Linked DNA regions of Homo sapiens: region 1 is linked to region 2. Evidence: chromatin contacts called from ENCODE Hi-C or POLR2A ChIA-PET data. All regions are on one chromosome and are shown on one strand. The core of a region is the stretch at or near the end of the contact, and the rest is flanking DNA. Distances in the headings are between cores, read along the strand shown. Region 1 overlaps GAREM1 (GRB2 associated regulator of MAPK1 subtype 1). Region 2 holds the start of GAREM1 (GRB2 associated regulator of MAPK1 subtype 1).

Region 1 (6,087 bases), core at 2,117-4,616, 140 kb before region 2:
TGTATCTTTAAATAATGCTAAATGAAAAACATGAGACTTAAAACACAATACAGTTTATGTAAATTTAAAGTATTTGTATACAAACCACTGCACTTTTAGAAAAACAGAGCCAAAGAAAAAAGGCACAATAAATACATTTAAATGGGAGGGTGGGAGGGGAATGTACTATCAGGATGAAATGGGATGAAACAAAATCTTCCCCACGCTTTTATTTCTGGGGAGAAAAGTTAAGATTAGTATTTTAAACATTTATTTAATATATCAGGAAGGAAACAGAAGGTGAGAAAAGGGAAGGAGGAAAGAAGGGAACATTTTGAGGGTCTTACAGCCAAGCACTGCATTTGATAAAAAAATTAAAACATTCTTTCTTGAAATGACTGCCTTTCCAGCACTCTTTACAGTTCCATATAGGCTGCTACACAGACATGCTCTGACATAAGTACATCCTAACCTCACAACCAAACCAAGCGCTGTAGTTCACAAAAAGTCTGTTCCTCCTTCTCTCTGATCATTTCTAGAAAACTGACATCATAGATAATTATAGGTTTTTTTCCCTCTTTAATTCTATTATATTCTATTATTATTCCTTTGGTGGGTAGCAACAGTTTAAAATTTCAAAAACATTTCTCCCTCATACTTAAAAACCCGACAAAAAATGGGTTTGGAGTTATACCCTTTCTTAAACTGTACTCCCTACTAATGGGAACCTCACAACTGGTGTCAGAGGCTGTGAAGAGTTTAACATTTCTCTACATATACTATGAATTCCTAAGCAGATCAAGATGAAATTATTAGCCATATGGAAGGAGGTAAAAACTACTAAAATAGCTTTCAGCGATTTATCCAAATGTATATTAAACTGTTAAATGTTAACACTATGTAAAAACACATATGTGGGCAAAATAGTGGACTTACTATCTCAGTGTGGAAGCAAAATATTAATCCTGTATATGACATAAGAAAATAAGGCAACACATAGTACAGTTCTACAGCAGTCACATACACTAGTAGTTTTCAAGCACTAGTATACCTCAAAATCACCCAGAAGACCGTGAAAACAGATTGCTGGGCCTCACCGTGTCTGATTCAGAAGGTGTCGGATGGGGATCAAGAACGCATCTATAACAAGTTCCCAGGTGACAAGGTTCCCCTTTGAGAACTCCTGGCCTAAATAATAAGAGGAGGGACAGGTCACAATTGTATTGTTAGAACAGAGAAGAAACTGGGATATGAGAGAGGTCTGGGGGTGGGTTGGGCTTTGGGTCATTAAAAGAAGGTGAAGGGGAAAGAGTGAGGAGAGAAACACTGCGAGTGGTGACAACATCTGGGCGCAGGCAGAGCCATGGGTGGGAAGGACGCACGGCAGGGACAGACTGACAGGGCTGGTGACCCAGGGGACGGGAAAAGGCATTGGTCTTTTCCCTCCTCCCTTGTAGACATCACAGAACTGACTGTGTCCTTTCGTACAGGAAGGGTGAAGAGAGTATCATCTAGGATGCTTGACAGAGGCAACTCACTTGGGGCATTTGTGGTTGGGGACTTGCGTCCTCTTCCTCTTTTATCCTCCCTTTTTGGAGTGCTAAGACTTTCTGGTGTGCCTTCCTTTGGGATACAGTTTTGGCTCTGCTCAGAGGAGTGAGAAATACATGGCTTAGTGTAGTCTTTGCCTACCAGGTTTTAAGAGAGTAATGGCGGGGCCGGGAAGAGCGCATTGTGCTCTGAGCAGCTTGGGTCTGAGGTCCTGAATGCTGGTGTTCATTCGCTCAGTGGATGCGGTGTTTACTGCACAGAGGCACGCCATGTAACACACCAGAGACGCAGCCCAGCCCCCATGCTCACATGGGGGGGTTGGAGATATACACTTTCTACAACCAGTTTTGCAGCTAAGATTTAATTGACACAGCAGTTAAGTGCTACGGAAGGGTGGCATGCAGAAGCTGTCATTGGTAGGGGCATTTGGCACTGGTGTGGCCTTCCTTCTACCTGAGGAACTGTAAGTGCAGCGTGGCAGCTGGACAAGGAGGGCTGTGGAGGCAGCAGTTCAATCCTATCAGTCCTCTGCTCTCAGCACTTCAGTAGCTGAGTCCCACTCTCCTTCAGCCTCCCTGCCTATCACCAAGCCCACCACACTGTCCCTGCTGTGTCTCCTACCACACCATCTGACGGGACACTGTCGGGATTAAACGTAGTAAACCTAGAGAAGAGTTCAGTGCAGTGCTTGGCACTTGAGGCTTCAGAGATGGAACCTGTTGTTTCTAAGCTCTTAAAGCTGGTCCCTCCTGTCTGTGCCCCAGAAGCCTGTGTGGACTCTTTCCTGAAAACGATGGCATGACAGAGAGAGAGTATCAGTGGCCAATATAGTGGCCTAGGACATGGATTGAAATGACAATGACAAAAATAGACACAGGAGAGGAGAGGAGGGTGCCGTTAGGGGAGAATTTTTTTTTTTTCTTTAGAGAAGCTGAGGCTGAGATGATGATAAAATAAAAAAGTAGAAATGTATTCAGTAGGCTGCTGAACTTTGGAATGGGAGTTGATTAAATAGTGAGACCTACAGGAGATGACAGGGAAGCCAGGAGGGTTAGGTTTTCTGTGGAGATGATGAGAGGGAAAAGAAAGAGAGAGACATTAAGAGGAGGGAAGAAGAGGGATAGAGGAGGAGGAGGAGGTGGAAGAGAGACAAGGAAGGGGAGTGGAGAGGGGGAGGGGGAACAGGCACTGAATCTTCACGTCAACATAGTGGATGGACCAAAAAAAGAGAAAATGAACAGCAGACAGAAAGCTGGGAGAATGGAATGTTAGGGAGAGTGGGAAGAGGAGTCCCAAGGAGAGTTCTCACTAGTGTCTGGGGCTACAGAGGGCCAAGGAGCAGACAAGGGAAAGACCATGGGTCTGATGGTGAGAAGCTGTTATGTCAGAAGCCAAGTTTCAAGGGCAAGTGCCAAAAGAGAAGATTGAGGCCCCTTGTAGGCACTGCTGCAATCCAGTATTCCAAGTCAGAACTACAGGAGTTCTTGAGTAGTTTGTATAACTTCCTGAGCCAGTATACAAACTCCAATAAAGTGGAAACCTCACCCACTCTTTTTAATTCAAAGGAGCCTCCAATGCTGCAAGGCTGTGTGATTTCCTGTGAAGAGGTGGCTCCATGGCAATAGATCTCATCCTCTACAACATTAGCTGCTCTGAATGCTCTTCCTGGGCTGACAATGACGCTCAACCTGATTGCATTTGGTATTTTTTTTCCTCCTCAGTTTTGGAAATAACCTCTAGGTGCTTATCATTGGTGTCAACAATGGGAGCAGGAGCAGCTGTGTCCAGCATGGAGTCAAGACTCAGGTCGCTACACAGGCCGGTGTGCGGTCCGCAGAGTGAAGAGAGAAGTCTATTTGTTCCACCTAAGCAGGAAAGCCACAACCACACAGGCCAGCCCCTAGATGGCTCCGGAGGATGATTCAGGGCAGGATCTGTCAGGGATGCTGAGACCATATTGTGCACTGAGCAGTTAGGAACATTGTGACATTGCAGTCGGAAAGAAGCTGGTGTCCCGAGAGAGAGAAAGAGCAGAAACCCACACAAACTGTAACCCAGCCAGATACTTCAATTCCCAATCTAACTTAGCCACTTTCCCATCAGAAAAATCTATAGGAGAAGAGAGAGCTTTATAGAAGACTTAATCACACCCCGAGGGGGGCACATTTTCCAGGCAGTTCGGATGTGCGACGAGAAAGCCCAGAGGTATATTTAGATTCTACCGGCAACAGCTTTAAAACACACGACACCCCGAGATGTCAAGATTGTTATTTTTGTGGAAATAAAACCTGCTGCCAAGTTTTTATTTACCAAAACTTCTCACCTTACAGGAAAAATAGGAAAGTGCAAATACTCTTAAACAGTCACAGGGAGTGGGGGGAGGATGGACAAGCGAAAGCCAGGAGGGTCTTAATATTTTTCTAGTCCAAGGAACAGATGCAGAGGGAGGCTCCGGCTTTATGCAGCAAAAGATATTTCCCCCGAGTGGGGTTCCACATGGAAGCGGAGGAACAGGAGATAGTAAAAGATGGTGTACTTTTGAGGGGCACAGGCAGTCCTGACACGGCATAACCTATTCCCTGTGTTTTTGCTGGTTTTAAAGGTTTCTTGTCAATGTTAACTTTGACAAAAATTAAGGATATCCTAATTTTGTCTACCTCTCTTGAGCTAAACACAGAAATACAACCTCCGATAGATCACTTCTCTGCCCTTACCCAGTGAAAATCCCATGATTCCATTTCCCTCTTCTTGGTAGAAGTGGGAAACAGGTTTGGGTACGAGATATGTGGGCACCCTCAGGAGAGTTGACAAAAATATCTAGACACCTCTGCCAGAAGGAGGTGGCTGATACTACCCTCTCTTTGCTGGCGAATGCCCACTCAGACTGGGAGCTTTGAGGACCGCTCTTTCCGCCCACTCCTTCCTTCCTCCTCAAATATAGCCACCTTCCCCCACTGCCAATTTTCAAATCGGCACAATGATTAATGACCCAGGCAAGAACTTAATTTCCTGTCCAGTAGTCCAAGGCTGATTTCCAATAAAAGAACTCACTCAAGGCAACGATTTCCTCTCTACAGCCTCTAATCTTTTATTCAATTGTGGGCATTCTTCTCTCTCAGTGTGAAAGCTGAATCAATTTTTGAACTTCTATTTGGCGAATATTCCAAAGAATCATAGAATGCTAACGCTGGAACAGACCTTAAAGGCAATGTAATTCACCCTCCTCTTTTCTTGCAGTTCAAACAGGCCTTAAGTTGGAGGCTTTGACTCACACGGTTCTGTGTGCACATGGTCAAGCTGCAAGTGAAGAGGGAATTACTCTCGTTAAAGGACACAGCTTGGGTCCTTACTGGTCTCATTATGGAGTTACCTTTAATGAAACAGTCCATTTTGAACTGGGAGCTAATCACCATGGGAGAATATTTCTGCAATTATGGGCTCCAGCAAAACACAAACAAAACAGGTGTCAGTGAAACCCTTTGGACAGAGCAATGCAATTACTATGTTCAATTACCTCAGGACTCCTTCAATACCCACTGCAGATTTAATGAGTTGTCCTGATTTGAACTACATGTATCCATCTCTTGTATTTATTTCTCAGAAATGCTTGATAGATAACTCCACTGCTTTCTGTGAAATTAATTCTGAAAAGCACAGGTTTCTAAACAAGATGCTAATGACTGCATAATATAATACCTTCTTTAGATGCATGATTTCCTGTAGACAATTCTAGTTGCAATTCAGGAAATGCTTTCTGGGTTGATGCTTAATTGATCTGAAGTTCACAAGTGAGGGATGCAAATGGCAAGCAATGGGTTGGGCTGATGGTGGGCTGTGGAAGAGCAGAGTGACCATGGGAGCAACGGAGTGCACTGTAAGCAGCGAACGCTGACACTACCAGAAAGAGTAATGGGCATGAGGTTCAAAGACGCTAGTTTGTGTCCAGCTCTATTTATTATTAGCTGTGTGCCCTTCCCCAAGTAATGTATTCTTTTTTGAGGATCGGTTTCGTTATCTGTAAACAAACAATAATTAAGGCCTGCCGGGATGTTATAAAAACCATACAGTAGGCCGGGCACGGTGGCTCACACCTGTAATCCTAGCACTTTGGGAGGCCGAGACGGGCGGATCATGAGGTCAGGAGATCGAGACCATCCTGGCTAAAACGGTGAAACCCTATCTCTACTAAAAATACAAAAAATTAGCCGGCCGTGGTGGTGGGTGCCTGTGGTCCCAGCTACTCGGGATGCTGAGGCAGGAGAATGGCGTGAACCCGGGAGGTGGAGCTTGCAGTGAGCGAAGATCGCGCCACTGCACTCCAGCCTGGGCAACAGAGCGAGACTCCGTCTCAAAAAAAAAAAAAAAAAAAAATCATACAGTATATATGAAAGCAGCAATCACAGTGCCCAGCAAATACTGGTGCTCTATAAGTACTTACCAAATTTAAACATCTTAATTCCCTCATGCTGTACTTTCTTCTGGATTGAAACATCTCAATTGTCATAAAAATGTAAATACAGGGATTTATACAATTATTGAAGTCTGCATATAGCGAGG
Region 2 (6,406 bases), core at 3,758-6,257:
TCTCCCCTTCACAATGGTTCTTCACTCACTTTACAAAAGTAATGCACTTGTATTACCTTCTCTACATCTTTCTAAGATGCATTGCCTGAGGGTGAAAAGACCTTGGGTAGAGAAACAAACAAAGGAACAAAAATATTGATTCGTGTTGCAGGGTTAAAGTCTCCACTATTTAGGTAACAACTATTTCTGTTAAGTCAGGTAATTTCCAATTCTTTGTTTTAAAAACAACCAGAAATCATTAAATATTGAAAGTCTTATGATCAAAATAAATACGAAATACTAGATTTCAATCTATATACTTTTTTTTTTGGTTACAGAGAGTATGGCAGAGTGATCAATAGAATACTTTCAAGCATAAAAATATATTACACTGAGACAGAATTCTATACAGCGGAAGAGAAATGGAGTAAGAATTTAAAGAGATAAAGAAAAGGTGTAAAATGTTTAACTTTCAAAAGATTGATTCTTGAATCTCATGAATTTTTAAACAAATGATATTAGAAATCAAATATATATTTTACTAGAGTTTTTAGAATGATGTAATACTTTAAAATATGAATAGTTACAATATGCTGAGAAATTACATCCCCTGCAAGCATTTAAACTTAGAATGAAAAGTTTTAGCATTTAACTGAAAAATGTGCTTAGGGACAGAGTTTCACCAAATCTTTTAGGAGGCATAGAAGCAAAAAGGTTGTAAGAATGCTACTCTAACACAAGCCTTCAGGGTCTATCCAAGATGAAATGAGGAGGAGAGAGAAAATGAACAATTTCCCACCCATCCAGTTTTGAGTGAGGATGGTTGGGGGTGGAGGATTAGTATTTTCTCCATCCTCTCCTTGGTCCTAAGCACATTTGCTGAACCCAGTTCTAAAGTCAACAGTTTATAAGACTGATGATCAATCAGTTTAAATATCTGATCTTAATTGCACTGCTGACTGGGCTTAGACCTCAGCTGATGAGATACATCTCATCAAATCTCCCAAGGAGAATTGCTAGAGTACCTTTCTCTGGGTTCTCCAGAAAAACTTGTGGGGCAACATTTATAAAGGCTCAATTATTTTGTATTTATCTTATCATACAAAGGCAAATTTCACCATCAAGGATGTAATATTGAACACATCTATCTACCTGGCACTTCAGGAGTGGCATGTATAATGCAAAGAATTGGAGAGTTCTTTATATATTGTGTAGTGAATATTCATTCTAAGGATGGCAAATGTCCTGAAGAGTCATCTCAACAGACACATCTACGTTACTAGGCCCTCAAACCCCAATGTTTTTTTTCTCCTGTTCTGTAACCTCTTCTTCCCCACTGCCTCTTGCCTCTTTTCAGCCACTCCTTTGGCAAGCAGAAAGTTGTATGTATGATGGATGAGGCCAGCACTTAATTTGGTGTCTACACTGTTTTTAAAATATTGACTTTCCAGTCCTCAAGCTCTCAGAGAGACAGTGAACCTATTTAGAGCAGATGTCAGAACAACTTCAACCCTTCTCTCCTTTAGTACCAGGAGGTAGCCCAGTTTGAGATAAGAGGTCAGTCTTCAGAGTCAGAAGGTTGGCTGGAAATTCCACTCCACCATTTACTAGGTACGAGTCTTCAGGCAAGTCAATTTTTCTGAATCTTAGGTTCCTGAAGTTCTTAAAAATTGTGTTGCTGAGGATTTGAGACAATACATATTATGCATCTAGAAATGTACCAGCCCATAGTAGGCTTCTGATAATCAATAGTTGTGAAATTAGATTTTTTAATGTTCTTTAAAAATTATTTAAAATTAGCCAATCATTTCCTCTTGGCATAATGTCAACTAGTGGCATGTTTTTCAATTTTGTTCTAGTCTCTTTAAAAACAAGTGATTTGAAAAATGACTATCTTTCATGTCTAAGTATAGGGTGGGCGTGTGCAGATGTAAAATGTACCTGCAGTACTAAAACTGGGGAAAAGGCAAACACAGGATGAGGACAACACAAAACTTAAGATTTCACCTATAACATTTATAAATATACCAGCATGTCCTCAACCTGTCCTAAACTGTGTGAAACATGTTTAAAAACATGCAAAGAATCTATGATTGACTCTTTTAAAGTCTACCCAAATTAAACTGCTATAACAACACTTTCCCCAATCAAATTAGAAGAGAATTTTTTGGTAAATACTTAATATTTTCAGGATGTGGGCAGACTGATACTATCACAATGCTCACGTTGGTGTAAACGAGGATTTCCTTTAGTCTCTAAAGCAATTTGACAATGTGTATCAAGGATTTTAATAGGACTGACATGCTTGTTCAGCAAAGTAGAAATACATTCTAACCAAAAAACTCCCAGATGTATGTACAACAGTATTCATTACATCACAATTTTTAATAGCACAAAATAATACAGCTTAATAATGTCCACAATAGGGGATGAAATTACTTGGCATAGCTTAGCCCATGGACTCTTTGGCAGCTATTAAAAATCATGTTGACAAAAATATTTAAATGAGATGGGATTGTTAAGTGAAAGAAGCAAGGTATAAAGCAGTATCTGGCAATGATTCCAAATTTGTATGTGCCACTATGATTCTCAAGCGGCAATAAGGAAATAAGAGAAATTTACAATGAAGAATTGGAATTACATATAGTGATCAAAATCCATTCCACAGCTTGAAAGGACACAGTGTTAAGACTTGCTACCCACGTCCTCATTTTAGAAAGAAGTGTGGGATGAGTACACTGCTGATTCAGATCCTTTTTATGAATGGCAGGGATAGAAAAGTGGGAAATAAAACTGAAAGTCATGTCGGAAAGTGAGATATTCCACCCCTTTAAACTTTCAGTTTAATGAAGCTTTTGAGTGGCTTTTACACCACATGCAGCAATGCTCTCTGCCTAGCTAGCAAATGTGGCAGTGTGCAGAGATGAGAGAAGGTAGGAAAAGGTAAGGACTCACAATCTGCCAATATACACAATTTTGGAGGAGGAAATGAAACGCTGTGAATACAAACACACACACCAGTTCAGGTCTGCAGATGCTATTTAAAGCACACAACATTTTCCCACCCCCACTCGAAGCAGAAACGCCTCAACACACCACCTGTGCGTCCCCCCCCCCCGCCCCCACCCCACCGCTTCAACAGCTACTGTGATCTGCACTTCATTACTAGTTTTAAAACTTCCAGCTTATTCCCAATGCACCCTACTACTACCAACAATCAAACGAGGATAGCAAGCAAGCCAAGATTGTTTTCCAGCCTTCACGAACTTTCCTGCATCTATTTTTCACATCAGATATACAAATGTCTAATCAAACCCCACAGATAAGAAACAGAATAAAAACTCCTTTGTGTATGTATACATCTCACGTTACCCACTCTTCTACCCCAGGAAACAAGGAGTAACCCTAGTGCCTGTGACTCGAAATGACATCTTTCTGCTTAGTGTTCTTCTGACCTGGCCTGTGTAGTCACAGCTCTGCCTGCCTGCCAGCCTGGGCCCGTGTACTTCCACAGCTGCCCCACAGCAGGGCAGGCTTCTTTCTGCAAACAGTCTAAAATCGCATGACGCCAAAGCCCACTGAAGTTATGATGAAAACAAGAGAAGACCAAACACACCTAAATTGCCACCTTACGTGTCATCACTCTCCAACTGAAAGGTGTCTACTTGCTTGACAGTATGCGCAACTATGTGTTTGCAGCTGTCACACCGCAGAATAAACAGTTGGAGGAAGGAGTTGGGTGGGTTTCTGGTGGTCAGTTTCAGGAAATACACCCTTCTTAGTTCTGAGCTCAGGTTCCGAATCAATACGTTTTGGAGACTTATTTTTTTTTCCAGACTGGAAATGCGCTAAACCTAATAGTTAACCTTAAGCATGCCATCACTTCTGCTGAAAACATTTTCTACACACAGCCCCAAATTACTTTCAGTTGGGTTAAACAAAACAGACAAGCTGTAATACAAGGTCTCTGAGAAATGTGATCCTTTTCAATGGTCACCCAGGAGCTTTTCCTTTAAATCTGTTTGGCGGGGGATGGGGGAGATAGGGAGGAGAGCACCCAAATTAAGATGCCACCCGGAGCACAATGATATTCTCAAGAAAGTTGCCTAAGATAACTCTTCAGGGTTTCCCTGGTTGAGTAATTCTTGCAGGAGGGTGGGGAGGGATATCTGGCGTCCAAGATTACGATCTGCAGAGGTCTCCCTATGTTGACTTTTTTTTTAGGGCGTCCTTTTTAATTATACTGCAAGGACTCTGATTTCCACCTCCTTGTCTGCTGCTGGGGGGAGTTGAGAGCAACGCGCCAGGGCTGCGGCAGCCGCTCGGGCCAACTCCGGCGCTCAGGGGCGGGCAGCCCACTCCCCGCGGGTCCCACCCTCTCCAGCACACGCGCGCACACCCGCGTGGAGACGGCTGTCCTCGCCCGTCTGCCCCGCGCCCCAGCTGGGACTCACCGTTGTCCAGGCGCGCGATCTGGGGCAGCCGGTAAGTGCTGACCAGGAGGTCGAGCGGCACGGCCACCGAGCTCCACTTCACATCCTTGAGGCTGCAGCCCAGCGAGGGCGCCGGGTCCATCTTCCCCGAAGCCTCCTGTCCCGCGCTCCCCCGCCGCCGCCACCGGCACCACCCGCGCCTCGGCGGCCGCCGCTGCTCGCGCTCGCGGTCTGGGGCGCGCGGGAGGCGCCGGGCAGCTCCGGCCGCGGGCAGCCGGGGGGGCGCGGCGACTGGGGCGGCCCGGAGGGAGGGGGCCGGCGCCCGGCTCAGCTGCCGCTGCGGGGCATGGCTGGGGCGCCCCGCGTGCCCTCACGCCCGGAGAAGACTCAGAGCAGCCGCGCGGCTGCGGGCGGCGGCGGCGGCCCGGGTGGCTGCGGCGGCTCCCGCTCCGCCTCCTCCTCTGGCCCTGGGTCTGCAGCTGCGGCGGCCGCCCGCTCGCCTCCTCCTCCTCTTACCCCTCCTTCCCTCCGCCTCGAGCGTGTGAGGAGGAGCCGCGGGTCTGAGAAACGCCATAGCAGCGCTCCCAGCACTGACTAATCAACAAGGTGCGAGCAACGCCTGCGCAGCTCTGGGAGACACCGCCTCCGCCTCCCAGGCGCCGCCCGCTCCGCCCCCAGCTCGGCCTCCGCCTCCCGCAGCTCCCGCGGCCCGGCAGGCTCGCGTCAGCTCCCCGGCCGGGGCCGCCAGCGCCCGCGGCTCGGCGCGCTCCGCAAGCTTTAGCTCTCGCTCCCCCGTCCGACCACTCGGGCGCCCTGCAGTCTCGCCGGGTGCTGCTGCGCGCCCCGGCTCCTTCCCCGCCCAGGCCCGTCCCCGGAGCCCGGGAATTGCCGAGCGAGCTCAGGTATCGCTCCCTGAGTCGTGGTGTCGGGCACCGTCCGCCTCCACTCCCATCCTGGCAATGCGGTGGCTAAATACAAGGCACAAAAGATACCTTTAGTGGCGCTCCCTCTTGCTTCCCGGTGACCCAGACTTTGGTCAGAAGAGTACCACAGCCCAACGGGGCTGCGGACGGCAGGCGTGGAGCACGCCTTGGCGTTTCCCCTCAACCCTACTCCTCTACCATCGGAGCTGGAAATGACTCCCAACAGTCTCAGCTTTGGCTACTAGATAAGATAAAAAGGGCAAAGCACCGAAAAGCGGAAAGGTGGTGGGTGATGAGTACCCACATACAGGAAGGTGGCCATTCGGTCTAGGACCTTCACTGAGTGAACGAGCTGCTGGAGGCGACGGGAGTTGATGAGGCCACCAAACACCGTAGACACGGAGATGGGAAGGGAAAACTAGGTTACTGGGAGGCTGCTGGGGTCAGCTGTTCTCACCCGCTTTTCCCATTCAGTTCTCTTCTCATCTTAAAGGTTGGGATCATTCTCGTTTTCTAGGTATATGTACCAAGACATTAGGTAGTTTGGCAAGATTTTATAACTCGTAGATGGCCGTGCTGGGATTCAAACCTACAGTTTGCTTTGCATGATCAATCATTCTCTGTCTCTCCCGATGTTTGACACGGCCTGCTCACTGTGGACAGAGCTCAGAATATAAAGGTGGCATGTCCTGCCTTGTATGCTAATCTGCTTTCTTTCTTTCTGTCTTTCTTTCTCTTTCTTTCGCTTGCTTAACATTTTGTTAAAATAGCAGAGGTGAGTGGTTGCTAAGGTTGCGTATCTGCTCTGTTTTCAACACGTATTCAATGTTCAGTGCTTGATAAGGTACAGCAAGTACCCGCTTCGCCAGCCCAAGGGGACTTGAAAACATCCCGCTGCCTTTTCGTGGCCTGGCTTAAAAGGTCTGTGCTAATAAACCACTCCATTAACATTTGAAGAAAAACACAGATTCTTCTACACCCACCTTCCTGATCCTCTCACTTTGAAGCATTAGCGATAATTTTCACAAAATTCATCTGAAAGTTTTGACCTTTGGGTCATTCACATTGATT

The links. A loop is a pair of places that touch in the nucleus more often than their neighbours do. ChIA-PET counts read pairs that join two places held with the same protein, here RNA polymerase II (POLR2A). Pooled maps may share reads with other maps.
Region 1: a map of dorsolateral prefrontal cortex shows a loop between it and region 2 (2.8-fold over the local background). The contact joins the enhancer-like site here to the promoter of GAREM1 in region 2. A Hi-C loop is called at or near these places in 13 of 168 maps with a recorded cell type or tissue (K562, MCF 10A, Right ventricle myocardium superior and 8 more) and 12 of 50 pooled maps. POLR2A ChIA-PET finds 5 or more read pairs at or near these places in 2 of 52 experiments (HEK293T and PC-9).

What each region holds. Positions count from the first base shown.
Region 1 is chr18:32,330,550-32,336,636 of GRCh38, forward strand. The region is part of intron 2 of GAREM1 (GRB2 associated regulator of MAPK1 subtype 1); the gene reads right to left. Among named protein-coding and RNA genes, the nearest start is that of GAREM1, 140 kb to the right of the region's middle. RefSeq lists an enhancer at 1,344-1,844. Within about 2 kb of position 3,367, at least 4 of the 41 ENCODE cell types and tissues checked have a DNase peak (open chromatin) inside an H3K27ac peak, as active enhancers do; they include dorsolateral prefrontal cortex, where a contact is called at or near this core.
Region 2 is chr18:32,465,875-32,472,280 of GRCh38, forward strand. GAREM1 (GRB2 associated regulator of MAPK1 subtype 1) reads right to left here and starts at 5,008. Exons shown (of 6, transcript NM_001242409.2): 1 at 4,434-5,008. The coding sequence starts at 4,554. RefSeq lists a silencer at 4,763-5,282.